Regions from separate parts of the Homo sapiens genome. Here region 1 is linked to region 2. Evidence: chromatin loops called from intact Hi-C (ENCODE). Cell type or tissue: sigmoid colon. All regions are shown on one strand.

Evidence for each region. Hi-C counts contacts between places; a loop is a spot of excess contacts. Peaks named below come from ENCODE experiments on the same cell type or tissue, not always from the same donor. Only the 100,000 strongest peaks of a DNase experiment are listed, where the experiment ranks them.
Region 1: a loop joins it to region 2, with 2.6 times the contacts of the local background. A loop is called at or near these places in 3 of 110 quality-filtered maps.

The regions. Positions count from the first base shown.
Region 1 is chr2:73,931,294-73,939,293 of GRCh38, reverse strand. DGUOK (deoxyguanosine kinase) reads right to left here. Exons shown (of 7, transcript NM_080916.3): 2 at 272-384. Among named protein-coding and RNA genes, the nearest start is that of DGUOK, 8.4 kb to the right of the region's middle. RefSeq lists an enhancer at 1,457-1,956. In sigmoid colon, no CTCF peak of the experiment used is centred here; no DNase peak of the experiment used is centred here.
Region 2 is chr2:74,075,559-74,083,558 of GRCh38, reverse strand. TET3 (tet methylcytosine dioxygenase 3) reads right to left here. Exons shown (of 12, transcript NM_001287491.2): 6 at 2,968-3,061. Among named protein-coding and RNA genes, the nearest start is that of BOLA3, 68 kb to the left of the region's middle. In sigmoid colon, a CTCF peak has its summit at 3,052; no DNase peak of the experiment used is centred here; H3K4me3 peaks cover 611 bases; H3K27ac peaks cover 330 bases.

The DNA of each region.
Region 1 (8,000 bases), 140 kb after region 2:
AAAGCCATCCATGATGGTTGGACATGCTTTGGGAAACCACAAACAACAGAGGCAGTCACTTAGATAGACATATAAAAACCACAAAAATCAAAACTGCACATATTCAAACAAGTCATATCCTCTCTGGTGTATGTGGTCTGCTTTCTGGAATGAAGCTATTTTAAAAAGGATACTCAAACTGGGCTACTTTACTCACTGAGAGTAAATTAAATTATGACAATTAGATTATTCACCCATGCCTGCCAACTACCCACCACAACTAAAAACTTACTTTTTGGGTGCCAGCAGCCTGGATATTCTGCCATGTTGCTACAGGTTCTGTAGCTACGTGCCATTCTGGGTAAGTTTTCGTGAGTAACTTCACAAACGTGGACTTTCCCACAGCTGCAATGCAAATAGCATGTATTGGGATGCTTCCCAAATCAGGGCTGAAGGAGAAGGCTGCTACTAAACTCTGCCACAAACGCCCAAACTCAAGGGAACAAGTATTAGTTTTCTGAATTTCAAACTCAGCAGCCGTACCATTGTCAGACTGATAACAGATCAATTCATGCTAACCAGAACCACCATAATGAATACAGCCAATAGGGAGGAAAAATTCCTTTTAAGATTTAATTTGCAATTTCCATGTCTCAACCTTCCAGAGGCAGAGCATTTAATAACAGTTGAAAATGTAAAAGTAGATGAAATCAGCTCCATAAGTTCTATCACTTGAGTCACCATTCTATTTGTACTGTGACAGTGTAAAATTTCTAAGTTTTTCAAGACAAAAAATAAAAATGATTATAATCTCATTCATTCAACAAATCTAAAAAATATTCATGGAGTGCTGACTATGAGCTCAGGACTGTCAGGAACTGTGGGTACAATGGTAAACAAAACACAGAATGGATTTTGTCGTCACAGAGCTTGTATGGGTGATACAAACGCACAATTAACTACTAACATATTGTGTTAGGTGCTAGGAAAAAATGCAGGATGGCACTAATATAGCCCAGGAGGTCAGAGGAGACTCCCTTGAAAAAATGACATCTGAGGTAAGACCTAAAAGATGACAATTCATGCAAAGGGAGTAGCATATGCAAAGACCTGAAAGAGAGAAAGAACTTGACACACAACAATACAGAAGTTTGAGGCCCTAGAAGAAGCCATACAGTATGGCTACAGCATGAGCAAGTGATGGAGAAGTGGCTCAACATGGGTGTGGCCAGACAGGGAGTCCAGGGCCAGGTCATACAGGGCTTTGTAGTTATGGTAAGAAGACTGAATTCTATTCTAAGGGCAATGGGAAGTTAGTGAAGATTGGTTTTAAGTAGGAAAATTATAAGACTCCTTCTCATTTTTAGAAGATCACTCCACTAGCTGTGTAAGAATGGGCTGAAGCAGAAGCAGGCAGACTAGTTAAAAGATATAGCAGCTTGCCCCGAGGTGATGGCAGAGGAGTGAAAAGTAGTGGTTGTTTCGAGAAATATTTTGGAGATGAAATCAACCTAGTACCACAACATTCAAGTTATCTTTTCCCATTTATACCAATGTTTGGCCCATACCTCCATGAGCTCCAGAGACTATTCAAGAACTCTCCAGACATCTCCACTTGGGACATTCCACAAACACCTCAAAGTCAACATATTTCCTAAATGAACTAATCATCTTTCCCACCAAATTGAGCTTCCTCCTGTATCCCAGACCTCAGGGTATGAACACACCATCCACTCACTGACAGAAGTCCCTCCTCTGCCAAACCTCAGTGGCCACCAAATCCTTCTGCATTTGCTTCTACATTTTTCATATTTGTCCTTTTCTCTCCATTCCCACCTCCATGCTCAAGACCAGCCTCTTATCATCTCTTGCCTTTCTGATGCTGGCCTTGCTCTCTTCAATCCATGCTCCATACTGTGGCCAGACTGAATATGAAATAACACTGCTTACAATCTTTTGACAGCTCTCTATCGGCTAACTGGCTATAGCAAGGGCAAGCAATGGAGGAGTGGCTCAAGATGGGTGTGGCCACATGGGCAGTCCGGGGCCAGATCACATAGGGCCTTGTGGCCATGGTAAGAGGTCTGAATTCTATTCTAAGTGCAATGGGAAGTTAGTGACATCTGAGCTAAGACCTGAACAAGCTTCATGACAAACTCCAAACTCTTTAACATGGTCTGCAAGACACAAGAAGATCTGATCCCTGTGTATGCCTCTCTGGCCTTGGCTTTCCTTTAGGTAGCCTACCCTCCTGCAGGACCAAACTCCAATCATGCCATGTTCTCTTGCAAATATGACTTTGCATATGCTTTCCCATTTCCTGAAGCGCCTCCTCTCCTCACCTGACCAACTCTTACTCAATCCTCAAGGTTCTGTTTAGATGAACCTCCTGTGTGAAGCCTTTCCAGATCCTGACACCTCTAAGCTGGATTAGCTAGTCCTCCTTTCTGCATGGTTGGTATTCTGGGTGAGACTCCATCACTGCAATTGTCATTGTGTTTCTCCAGCTACAGGATGGGGCTCCTCCAGGGTAGAAAACAAATTACAACCTAATGACCTAGCTGAATGAATAAAATACACAATATATTACTAATTTCAGTTCCCTCTGAAACCTACATTTGTGAAAAATAAAAAATAAATCTTAAGACTGTATCTGGACCTCAATCTCCTCTATCAGAAGTAATCTTTCTCAAGGGAAAGAAGGGGGGCATCCTTCCACTTATGGTTACTGATTGGGGTGCTGATGTCTCAGCATAAGAACCCACACATTTAATAGATGACATTTACTACATGCCACCCCAACTCCTCTCTGAATAGGCAGGATAAGAACAAACAGCATGAATCTGTGGATTTGTACAGTCACGCTCATCTCTCAGTCCCCACCTCCACCTAACTTGTGTGTGCTTCTTCACATCTGTTCGATCCCTGCTCTTCCCACACTCCAATGAATAAATGCCCTCCCCTGCTCTTCCAGGCCTGTGTCTAAATCCTTTCCCCCAGCAAGCCTAAGGTGCCACTTCTTCAGGACTTCTCTAGCTCTGAATTCCTACCACACTGGTCAGGTGCGAAGTGGTTGAATGTGTATATTATCAGATACCTGTCTGCCCTGAGTAAGCCCTCGCTTAAAATATTTGGCCCAGATGGTCAATATTTAGATTGTAGGTTGTTTAACAAGTCTAAAATATGGTCCCTGCTATTTAATAGCTAAAAAGCTATTTTAATTAAATGAAAAGATAAACGTAGCTGATTTGTTAGATGGCTGGGATTGAACAATTGTTAGAATTACTTATATTTTTTAAAAGTTAAAAACAATTACCTTAAAAAACTGTTGCAGATGGAAAGGAAGGGCTCTGAGGTCAGACACTATTAGTTCATCTAAGAGCAGTCAGGACTCCAAGAAATTGACTCATGCAATTTAAACACATTAATTCTAGAATGCCAACAAATTAGATGTAACAGGAAATATACAGTTCCAATGACTGGAACAATAACACCTAATACTCAGGGTACTCTGTAACCCATGCCCCATTCCAAGGCTTCTGGAAAGCTAGTTTAGTAATCACAAGGCAGCTTCAGCATACAATGACAGTAAATGGTGGTGAAATGTCCTGAGAGCTGTGCCATCCATGTTTCTCAGCCTTGGAGAGCCTGGGTAATTCACTACAGGGCAGTATTTCTTAAACTAATTCCACTGGAACTGAGCTGTGCCAGGTACCACCCACAGATGTGGAATAATTACTTTAAAAAATAATTCAAAGTTACATGGTTTTATTAAAGCCAGACACAGTATAACTTTCTCAGTGCTGTGATACCTGATCATCATAGATTTTTTTTTTCCCTTCTTGCTGGGGTGTTGTTTGTTTGTTTGTTTTGACAAATGTTTCAAGATGTTCACAGGGGGTTCCTAAGAGTGGTGGTGTTTTGCTCTCCATTGCTTCAGAAGCCTCCTCCTAGTGACCAGAACACCCCTGTCTACAGAAAGCCATACTTCTTCAGCCAATCTCTTATGATATCACTATCTCAGACTTACTGCAATTTAGTTAGATCCCAGCTTAGCTGCTATCTTTCCTTTTGAGATGGGGGTCTCTCTCTGTCACCCAGGCTGGAGTGCAGTGGTGTGATCTTGGCTCACAGCAACCTCTGCCTCCTGGGCTCAGGTGATCTTCTCACCTCAGCCTCCTGAGTAGCTGTCCAGTATGTTTGACCTGTCCAATATATTGTTTGTTTATTTATTTATTTTTGAGACAGAGTCTAGCTGTTGCCCAGGCTGGAGTGCAGTGGCACAATCTCGGCTCACTGCAACCTCTGTTTCCTGGGTTCAAGCGATTCTCCTGCCTCAGCCTCTTGAGTAGCTGGGACCACTACAGGTGTGTGCCACCACGCCCGGCTAATTTTTGTATTTTTGGCAGATACAGGGTTTCACCATGTTGCCCAGGTTGGTCTCAAACTCCTGAGTTCAAGCGATCCACCTGCCTTGGTCTCCCAAAGTGTTGGGATTACAGGCGTGAGCCACTGCGCCGGGCCACTGCTGTTATCTTTCTTTCCTTTTTTTTTTTTTTTGAGACAGAGTCTTGCTCTATTGCCCAGGCTGGAGTGCAGTGGGGTGATCTCGGCTCACTGCAACTTCCAACTCCCGGGTTCAACTGATTCTCCAGCCTCTCAGCCTCCCGAGTAACTGGGACTATAAGCACGTGCCACCACACCTGACTAATTTTTGTATTTTTAGTAGAGACAGGGTTTCGCCATGTTGGCCAGGCTGGTCTTGAACTCCTGACCTCAGGTGATCTGCCCGCCTCAGCCTCCCAAAGTGCTGGGATGACAGGGGTTAGCCACATCGCCCGGCCTGTCTTTCAATATACTCTCAGTATTATGAATTTTGGAAGGTATCAGAACTTACAAGCAGCATCAAACCTTCCCTTAGGACCCTGGCCACCAGTGTTCTCTGTTGTTATATTGCCACAACCTTAAAAAAAGGTGGAAGGTACTTTCTTAAGAGTATATTACTTCAACATGTTGATTTTCATTAGCTCCACTATTCTCATTCCACAAGCTGGGACAAAGAGTTCTGTTGTTACCACTCATCTTTTTCTAAGGCATGTTTTTTTCTCCCCACAAAATTTTCTATAAACTGACAATGCCTACCATAGCTATGTAATGCTAAAATCTAGCAGCAAGATAGCATATGATGTAATACCCAAAATAACAGATCCCATTATTTTACGTCTAATACAGCTGTATTTCATAGGAGCCTATATTTATCACCTCTAGGCATTTTCATCTCCTGAACAAGATGAAAAACATGAGAAAAAAAATCCAATTCTGAAATCTTTTACCAAAATCCAACAAAGTCAGAACATATAAAACTGTCTAATGTCTTTTTTAAAAAGTCCTTCCAAAAAAAATTGAAGTCTTTATTTCAGATACTGTATTTGATGCTGCATTCATTCACTCACTCATTCAATCAACAAATGTTTATGGAGTAGCTACTCAGAGGTAAGTACTATAACTGAAATGATGATCTAGGCTGAGAGCTTGCCCTCAAGTTATATTCCAACCCCAAGACTGAGTACCCAGGATCATACAGGCTCCAAGCTTAAAGGCATTCTAGGCAAAGTTAATAAAAATCAGTCAGCAGGCTTAAAAAAAACTTAATACATTTTACTTTGATGACCTTTTTTCATGAAAAACTGTTTACGAAAAAAAAAAGGCAAAAAATTTTCTCACACCTTCCTATGATCCAAACTCATCTGCTCAGCACAAAAGACCCTCACTGATCTGACATCCCCTCCTCCCGCCTTGCCTACCAGGTGATTCAGCTTTCCACTGCCACCTTCTCTGTGAAGCCTCCTTGAACTCTCTCCAGCGCCACTTCATCTCTAGGCAGAGTTAATTACTGCCTGCTCTGGTTTACCAAAGGATTACGCTGTAATTATTTGTTCACTCATCACTCCCTCCAGCTAGACTGGGAGCTCACTTTTGAAGACAGAGACTGAACCTTTGCATCCTGAGTATGAGAACAGTGATGGAGGGAAGGAGGTGAGTCACAGGCACAGAGAATCCACTATACAGTATTTGAAATAAATAGGCTATTTTTTCCCAAGGATTCTTTGCCCAATCATTTATACTTAAAATAAGTAAGACACATATTAGTGATGTGAAGTCACTAATTTTGAATGCTGGAGGAAACATGTTATTAGGGAAGCCCTCTACTGCTTTATGTTTAAGTTTCTTGATTGAAAAGTGCAAAAGAGTTTCCTCTTTTCTGGTTGGGTCTTTGAAAATAAGGTAAAAATGCTGAGATGACTCACTGACAGTGAGATTTCATACAGCAATCTTTTCTTCAATTTACGCTTGTAATCGTAAGATAATCACAAGAAGATGATAATACACTGTAGGGATGAACAGTCTTAAAAGACAGGCTAGGTGTTTTATTTTTTAGATTTTCAGGGGTTCTAGGTACCAAGCTTTTGACTTTCAATCACACATCTTATATGGCTTCGTAAGTCATGCTAGATGCCATTAGTTGCTACTTCACTGATCAATTTTCCTTACATGCCGCTGTCTGCACCTTCAGGATCAGAATAATAGGACTTAGAGCAGAAGGAATACAAGAAAAGCCCTCTAAACATACCCAATTTTGGTCAGGACAGGGGTTCACCTTCCCTGTTCAGGTTTCCTGAATGGGTGCTCTCATTCTGATTTGCTTGAGGATGTTACCTGTGATTAGAGAAGATGATCACTCTTGATTTAAAAAGCAGTTTAATACATTCCCTGTGTGGGTACCAATGCCTAACTTCCACATGGATATCATAGCACAGGATTCAAGAATCTGGTCAGTACTGAGTACACTGGGTCAAGGCGGGGGTTAGGTGTCAGCAATACAAAGATGAACAGCACACTGAGTGGTCAGAGCCCAAGGAAGGTGGTGAATGTGCAAACAAGCTCAGCAGAACTCAAGTGCTGCAGCAGTTGTGGGTACAAAATGTTATGTCAGCCCACAGAGGAGGCAGTGACTAATTCTGTCTAGGGAGAGTCATCAGGGTGTGTGGGGTGATGAAGAGTAGTGGGAGATGAAAGTAAAAAGAGTCAGATTAGGTCCTCCCATTCCACTTCGCATCACCCTTTTCTTGGGCAATTGCATTTACTTCCAAGGCTTCACCAACTACCCCTCTACCCACCAGTCAACAACTTCCACATCTGAAATCTCAGCACCCATCTCCGGACTCTCTTGACCTCAGGCACATATTCCAATCTGTCTCAGAACACCTCTATGTCTCACAGGCACCTCATACAAAACATATCACTCTAACCTCCCCAGACCGCCTCTTCCTTTATTCCCATCCTCATGAACCTCAGTGTCACCCTCCTCTACTCCTCCTCCTACCTCACCTCCAAGTGGCCACCACATCCTGTCAATCCCGCTTCCAAAATCTCTCTGAAACCGTCACTTCTCTGTCATTTCAGTTCTTCTATTCAGGCCTGCATCTTTCCTCCCTCCAATTACTCCAATAGCCACAAAACTAGTGCACAGACTCAACTCTGTTCCAATTCATCTATTCATTCATCCAACAAACTGGATGCAAGGCACTATGGGTACTGCAGCAAACAAAATATACAAAGAAAGTGCCTGTTTTATGGAGCTTTCTTTCTCATCCTACACAATTTCCTTTTTTAAATTAATCTGGTCATGGCACACACTGGCTTCAAGTGTTCAACAGCCTCCCACTGCCAACAGGATAAACTAGCATGGTCCACAAGGCTCTTCGACATATGGCAAATCCCACCCTTCCAACCTCTTGTTCTGCCACCCTTTCACAGGTCCCTTCAACTCCAGGCACATCCAACTACTTCTCTTTCATTAAAACTGCATGTGTTAGCTAGGCGTGGTGGCACATGCCTGTAGTCTCAGCTACTTGGGAGGCTGAGACAGGAGAATCACTTGAACCTGGGAAGCGGAGGTTGCAGTGAGATGAGATCACACCACTGCACTCCAGCCTGGGTGACAGAATGAGACTCCATCA
Region 2 (8,000 bases):
CAACTCAGCCACAGGATCCTCAACAGCTCATCCAGCTTCTAGGCAGAATTCCCTGAGCACCAGACCAAGAGTAACATAACCCCCAGCAGAACCCCAACCCTGTCTTCCCACAGCTCCCACCACGGTACTTGGTTCTAACACCTGCGGCTTCCTAAGTCTGTTTTACTGTGTCCCTAATGAGCCTACAAGTACCTGCCTTCTGATCTCTGTGACCTTTACACACCAGTATGGGCAGCATCTCTGGAGTTCTTTCCCAGAGCCCATCTTGCTGCCAGGTGTTGCCTTTGGCATGCCTCTGTTGTTCTGAGCCTTCAGAGTGCAACCAGGGCACGCCTGGAATCTTCCGTATTTTGTACAGGCCACCTTAAAATCACAGATGATCAGAGGGCTCTCTGGGCTGACCCACTGCTTCCTAGGTCATCCTCTCAACACACATTTGCTGGGCACCCATGATGTACCTTGACTGTGTCCCCAAATCCTGGCCAGTCAAGTGCAGAACATGTGAGGCACACTGCTTTAAGCTGAAGGTATGGCTGGGGGCTAGGGAGAGGCTGAAACACAGGCACAAATCCTGGTTGGAAAACAAAAGCCAGGCTCTGGACACTGTACCAGGCAGGGTGGGGACATGCACAGGAGACACTGGATGCCTGCACTCACCCGTGGCCACAGAACCGGCTCCGGGCTCCTGACGCTACACTGCCACCAAGAATAATCCGTCCTTCTAAGCATCTGTGGGTCACTTTCCCTGCAGGGCAGGGAGAAGGAGCACCCAACTCCTCTTCAACTTCCAAAGGAGGTGGAACTCTTTAAACCAAGCCCTCTTACCAAAAAACATAGGGTATTTGGCAGCTGTGTAGCCAAAAGAAAACCCCAGAAATCCACCACACTAAAGGAGATGGCCAGAAAAAATAAAGCCCTCAGCACTGCCGTTTTCTTGCCACTACAATAGTTCTGTGATTGACCACCCATTTGCTCCTCCCATAAAAAAAAGTATTTCCTCTCCTTTTCTCTTCACTCATAAGACATGGGAAGTCCCACCCTCTGCAAACACTATCAGCACCTTCTATGTTCACCCACCAGGGCTCAGTGACACCCACGAGTTGTTCCCTCCTTGAATGTAACCTCCAGTTCACTGCGCCCCATGCGTCCTGCTCTGGGCATCCGTCCACAGACCCCAGAGCAATGGCATACTGAGGACAAAGTTCCTGCCCCTCCATCCTCCTGCCTTCCTCTTCCAGCCCCAGGAACTGGCCCCAGTCTGCAGGCAAGTGTGCTCTTCCCAGCCCTCAGTGGGGCCACACGAGCCCTGACCAGGACTTATCGCTTTACCACTGTAACCGGGGTCTAGAAATGCATCTTCTTTAAGCCACCCACAGGACCAGCTATTCTTTAAGGGGCCAACTGTCTTGAAGCTGGAAAAGTCTCCAACTCTACCTATGCTCCAAGATCTTCATTTTTATGTCCAAGACTTTGGAATTCCTCAATGACTGCATGAATTAGCAGGAGAAAGGGGCAGCTGTCACTCTACGGCTGACGTCTTTTCTCTGATGGGTTCTCTGGGGAGGTAACACCCCACCATGATAAGCCACATCAGACTTCTCACTGCAATGACCACCTCTCAAGAGGGTGGGGGCAGCCTGCTTCTTCATACTTATGAATACACTAAGTGATTCCAGATTCTCTGGTTGTATATAATTCTGCAATGCTGACTAAAAATTGCTAAAAATAGTAAACTTGGTAGTTCAAGTTCAGACACCTTTTATTTTCACCAAACACAAAGACACAAAGGCACAGGGTGTATACCAGGTAAAAACAGGCACATACGTCCTACACATGTTGTAGCATATGTCAGAATTTCCTACAACATGCACAGATGGACATATGCTGACAGGGGTTATCTTACCCGCCTCCCTCACAGTCAGCCACGGGTCTGTCCACCCAGCCTCTCTGCCTTTGCCCACATGATTCTCCTCACTGGGAATGCTTCCTCCCTCTCCTCAGCCTGACTAGTAACGGGCCAGTATTCATGGCCCCTGGCACGCTCACCTCGGGAAACCTAGCTTGAGCATTCCTCCTCCTCTGAACCACAGCATCAAGTCTGCCTCTCAACGACCCCAGTCTCCATGACTTTATTTCATATGTCTCTAGAGCACAAACAGCTTGAACATAGGGACCGAGCCCTCGTCTTCCACCCATACCCACTGCCCAGCACAGCGCGAGGCTGAGCTTGCAGGCACCCGAGGAACCTGGCTGCTCCTCCTCAGCACTTCTTCTGCAGAGGCAGATGCTCTGCTATTTAAAGATCTCCCTGTGGACTGGGAGGGCAAGGTCAGAAGGACTCTGTTTGGTGACTTGGGGTCTGAGTCACTGATGTTCTCCCTGTGAAGATGTCTAGGTTGCCTGGTAGGAAACTGCTTAGAAGCAAGGCAGAGGCAAGACTGGCCCACAGTGCTGCCCAGAGCCCTGGCCTCTTCCCTCAGGTTGGATCTCAGCATGCTAGCCTTCAGGTTTGTCTCTGGCTTCCAGGCAGCAGACAAAAGCACTGGCAGCTCCAGGGCACATGGAAGGGGACAAGGAGTCTGACAGTCCACAGTGGAGCCCATCAACGGGTCATGACAGCATCCCCAGTTTCCCTTCCTACCCCTCCGGCCCTGAGCCACGGGGACAGGATGAGCCGAGTGTGAAGACTAACACAGTTCCAAGGCTGACCCAAGACTCGGGGACTGGCATTTAAACAAGATGAGGACAAACAGCTGAGGCTGGGGGAAATGACCCTAACCCTGAGCCAGATTCCAGCTCTAAGGCTCCCCTGGACAGTCAACATGTTGTCTCCTACACACCCACCTGGCCCCACCCCCCGCCCTCGCCTGCTCAGCTACATGCAGCAAGGGGAACCAGGCACAGCCGTGGCCATGCAGCAAGGGGAACCAGGCACAGCTGTGGCTCTTGAGTGGGCTCAACACTCACCCACTTTGCAATGGGGCAACCGCGGGAGCTCTTTCCCTCCTTCCCCGTGTAGATGACCTTCTCGATCCGGATGGCTTTCCCCTTCTCTCCATACCTGAAGAGGGAGACAGAAGCCACCATTAGCACAGCAGAACCCCAAAGGAGAACAACTTTTGGTCAGAAGACAGCCTCAGTGTGCTTTTGTTTGAGTTTCTGGTTACCGTCGGGGGCAACAGAGAAGAAAGAGAAAGGTTTAAATGTTATTTGGTACCTAAAGGCTCTGGAGACACAGCGGCCACTTCCAGGCTTCCAGGTTCACCTGCCCCTTCTCTGCTCCCGCCCATCGGGCCCCCTCTGATCCAAGGCAGAAAGACAGCCGAGCAGAATGTCCCTGATCGTTACCTCCGAACTCCAGAAGGGAACTGAAACCAAAGGCTAAACATGGGCATTTGTATCCAGCCCTGTTAGCTGAGTCACCCTGAGAGTTAGCTATTTATAAATATAACAAATGAAATAAATGGGGGAACCCTTATTATTCTCTTTGAATAATCCCTAGATGACATTTGACCATGATGATGACAAACAGCTGAGGTTGGGGAGAAGTGGCTCTACTAAGCCCAAACGCCAGCTCTGAGGTTCCCCTGGACAGTAAACACATCTGGTTCCTGCACACGTCACCTGCCCTGGCTCCCCCACACACTCAGGGCTTCAGAACCCCAGCTCTCTAGGACTGTCTAATCAACCACACTATATTCAGAGATGGTGCAACTATGGCCCCTGGAGTTGAACTGACTTATCCAAGGCCACACAACTACAAAGAGGCAGCAGTGGTCTAAGCACAGCCCTGGACATCAGACAGACTTGGGTGTGAGTGCCAGCCCTGCCACTGTCTTGCTATATAACTGTGGCCAAATTACTAAACTTCTCTAAGCCTCAGTTTTCTCATCTGTAAAATGGAGATTAAAATGATCCCCACCTCCTGGGCTTGGTAAAGATCAAACAATAGTCCACAGGGAGTATATTATTTAAAGTGCTTTGAAGTTCCTGGCATGAGGAAAGAGTCCAATAAACAGTAATTATTTTTAATAATGTAAACGCCATCTTACAGAATCTTCTTATTTTTAACAGTTTTTTAGTTTCAGGTGCAATGTCATATCACCTGCAGATAATGGTCATTTGCCACCTATTCCCTTCTATTCTTTATAGCTCTAGCCATAAAGAAAGCACCTAAGATGGCCAGGGGCTTTCTTTTTTTTTCTTTCTTTTTGAGACGGAGTCTCACTCTGTCGCCCAGGCTGGAATGCAGTGGTGCAATCTCGGCTCATTGCAACCTCCGCTTCCCGGGTTCAAGTAATTCTCTGCCTCAGCCTCCCGAGTAGCTGGGATTACAGGTGCCTGCCACCACGCCCAGCTAATTTTTGTATTTTTAGTAAGGACAGGGTTTCACCATGTTGGCCAGGCTCGTCTTGAACTCCTGACCTCATGATCCACCCGCCTCGGCCTCCCGAAGTGCTGGGATTACAGGTGTGAGCCACGCATGCCAGGCCTGGCCAAGTTTCTGAAGGGCTGGCGGGCATCTCTGCTTCTTCCCGACTTTACTGAAAATGTTTCCAACAATTCATCACTGAGCATGAAACTGGCTAACTTTGGGAAAGCGACAGATTTCCTTACTTTGAAGGGTGCCACTAAGAGTCTCCTGTCCTAAGGATTTTTAATCAAGAATTATTTTTATAAAATATATTTTTAACACATAAGGAGACAGATGATTGAATGTTTTTTATTTGAGCAATTAACACAGCATACTATAACCTTGTATTTCTGTAATAAATTCAATTTGATCATGGCATGTTATTTTAATATACTATTTCATAGAGCATGAATGTTATCATAGCTTCTACAGTTCAGAATACACATATTCTTTATCTTACCCACTCCACTTCTAGGAATCTCCACCCCAGAAATAACCATACAAATGCACCAAGCTTTAGGAACAAGATAATTCACTGTCTCATCAACAACAGAAAAATGAAACAACTTATATGTCTAACATGAGACTGGTTAAATACATTATAATAAATTTCACAAAAAATATCAATTTTCATGCAATGAAAAACCATGTCCCATCAAAAATGATTAGGTAGAATTGTATGTACTGACATGGAAAGAAATTAAGTGGGGGGGAAAAAGCAAGCTACAGACAGTGGGTATAATGGACCACATTTGGTTTAAAACTTCTCTATATACATATTAATACATTTATCTCTGTATATATACAAATATCTTTGTAAATCCTTAGAAAATATTGAAAAATAAGCATTGAACTTTAGCGCTTTATTCGTTCTTTAGACTTTTAAAGCCTTTGTTTCATTTTTGTAATTGAAAAAGAGAACAGTTTATAATTTTTTTTTAATTAACGAATTAATTTTTTAAAACAAGCTCTTGTCAGGCCACAAACATTTTTTTAAAATGCTGATCTAAGGTTCCTCTGAGTTCCATGTTCTCTATTTCACTCAAGATCTTAGCAAAAGGATGAAAACTGTTTCTGATAATTACAACATTAAAATTCTAAGGCTCTGTTCTCTTACAGAAAGCATTTGGAGACAGGACTCAGGGGTTTATATAGCATGGTCTGGATGAAGAGGAAAAGATCACATAATGCTGCTTTTGTCTGGTTCCTGGACAACTTTCATTTCAACAAGCATTTATCAGGAAGCCACCCATAAGGGCAGGGCCTGGGCCCCTGGTGTGTCGTGGAGATCCCTGTTGGGAGAACAGCCTGAGGTGACCACACTCCTCTCGCTGAGACGGAAGCACTATCGCATTCCTCGCAGGAGGGTGAGCTGAGGACACTGCCACCACTTTCCAACCAGGACCTTCCCCACCATCCCGCCCCTGTGAGAAACATGTCCTGCAGTGAACCTCGCATTAGACAAATAAAAGGGCCAAGCACTGTCTGATCAGCTAGACTTAAAAAAACAAAAACAAAAACAAAAACAGAACTGACTGTCTCTTTGTGTTTAAAGACAGCCAATCAACTCTCATTTTAGCTCTTTCTTCTCAAGTGCCTTACTTTTTGGCCTATCATGAAGAGGCCCTTCTAGTATTCAGATTAACTATCAGACCCTCAACTAAGTCTGCATAGATAGCCTGAAATCTTATTCTAAAGGATAACTAATCATACAAGCCAATCATCTTATTCTAAAGGATAACTGGCTCTCCAAGGGTGGTCCCAGGGCCAGCAGCATCAGCATCCCCTAGAAATTTGGTAGGAATGGAACATAGATTCTCAGATCCCATTCCAGACCTGCTGGGTCAGAAACTCAGGTGGGGCCCAGTCATCTGTGCTTTAACAAACCCTCTAGAGACTCTGAGGCCCACTGAAGTCTGACAACCACTGCTCTGAGGCTTTGCCTTTTCAGGATTGTCTCTGTCACACAGTAATGAGACCAGTTCCCCCAAATCTCAGAGAACCTGCTAGTGCAGTGTTGGTTCTTTGTTCCTAGAACAAGCATTTAATGAACTCCTAGGCTGCAGAGAATCTCCTTCCCAGACAGAACACACAAGGCTCTGTGCTGTGCACCGGTCTCAGATACGAGTTTGACAACTGACTCCAATTATCTATGAAGATAAGGACCTAGGTACCCACAAAGTATGACACTCATAAATAAGTTGGGACATTTTAGGATTTGCTTTCAACCTTCCCCTCCTTTCTCCAAAATCTTTACTGGAAAAGCTAAGAGAACCAGGTTTCCCTGATTTCAGTTTACTTCCCCTCCCTGCCTTCAGCCAACTCCTGACAGCAGAGCAGTCCTGAAGAGAAAGGGTTGAGGAAGAGTCTAGGAAAAGAGACAGCCTAGACCTACCATTCACAAACTAGACCCCTACCCAGGGGATTTGCATCAATCACTCATTACTCCCCTCGTTCCAGAAAGGATCTTATGAAGATATCTATAAGATAAAACTAACAGGTGATGAAATCAGAGTAAAGGGCAAAAAAAAAAAAAGGTATGCTGGTACACAAAATACAATCAGTGGGGTTTCGTGTGTATTTTTGAGAGACAAGCCTGGAATATCTTGTTATATGAGAAATCCAAAAAAGGCTTGTTAGGATCATGTCAAAAACAAAACAAAATAAAATAGACAAAAAAAAAAAAAAAAAAAAAAAAAAAAACCCAGAGGAATGAACCTGAATAGGTTCTATGGGCCAAAGATGAGAAATTACCTTCCTCCTGATGGGGTACACAAATCTGACTCCAAGTTTACTAGCAGGCAACGTAAAGATGGAACTGCAATCTGTTACATGATTTGCAAGGTCCTTAAGATAAAAATAAACCAGTTGCTAAGGAAAAACACAAGTATTCCTGGTCTTGAGAGGAATTCCTCCCTTGGATCAGTTTCTGAAGAGTCTACAGCTGGCTGTTATTTTTAAAGAATCAGGGGGTAAAAAAAAAAAGACATATGTCAACCTTATCTTACCAAATTTCAAAGATCTCTTGATCCTTGTTTCAAAATACTTTTCTATAATGAAAAGTTGTTTAAGAGAGCTGTCTGGAAATCTTATAAAATTGTTACCCCAAAATACCCCAGAACAAAAAACCTGCCCCAGATCAAACTTGTACATTTGACTCCCCTGCAGCAAATGATAGTGTCAGGATTCCTTACAAAAATCACCGGCCCAGAAGCTGCCTGGTCTAATCTGCAAACTACAACACACAGGCATGTGAGCACATGCAGGCAAGCACGACAACACTGCACACAGCTTCAAATCTGTCTCATGCTCATGGACTCAGAAGTGCCCTCATACCAGGCTGGAATTTACAGACTGGTGAATATAAATGTTCCCAGATGGTCTAGGAAATTAACAGTGATGACTGCAGATCACTGTCCTCCATGTATCTTACCTTTTATTTATTCAGAGAAGCTGTTATAGTCATTCAGCTCAAAATCATGTTTCCTGCTACACAGACAAGAGTATCTGGCTCCTTGCCAGGCACGGTGGCTCACACCTGTAATTCCAGCACTTTGGGAGGCCAACGTGGGCAGATCACCTGTGG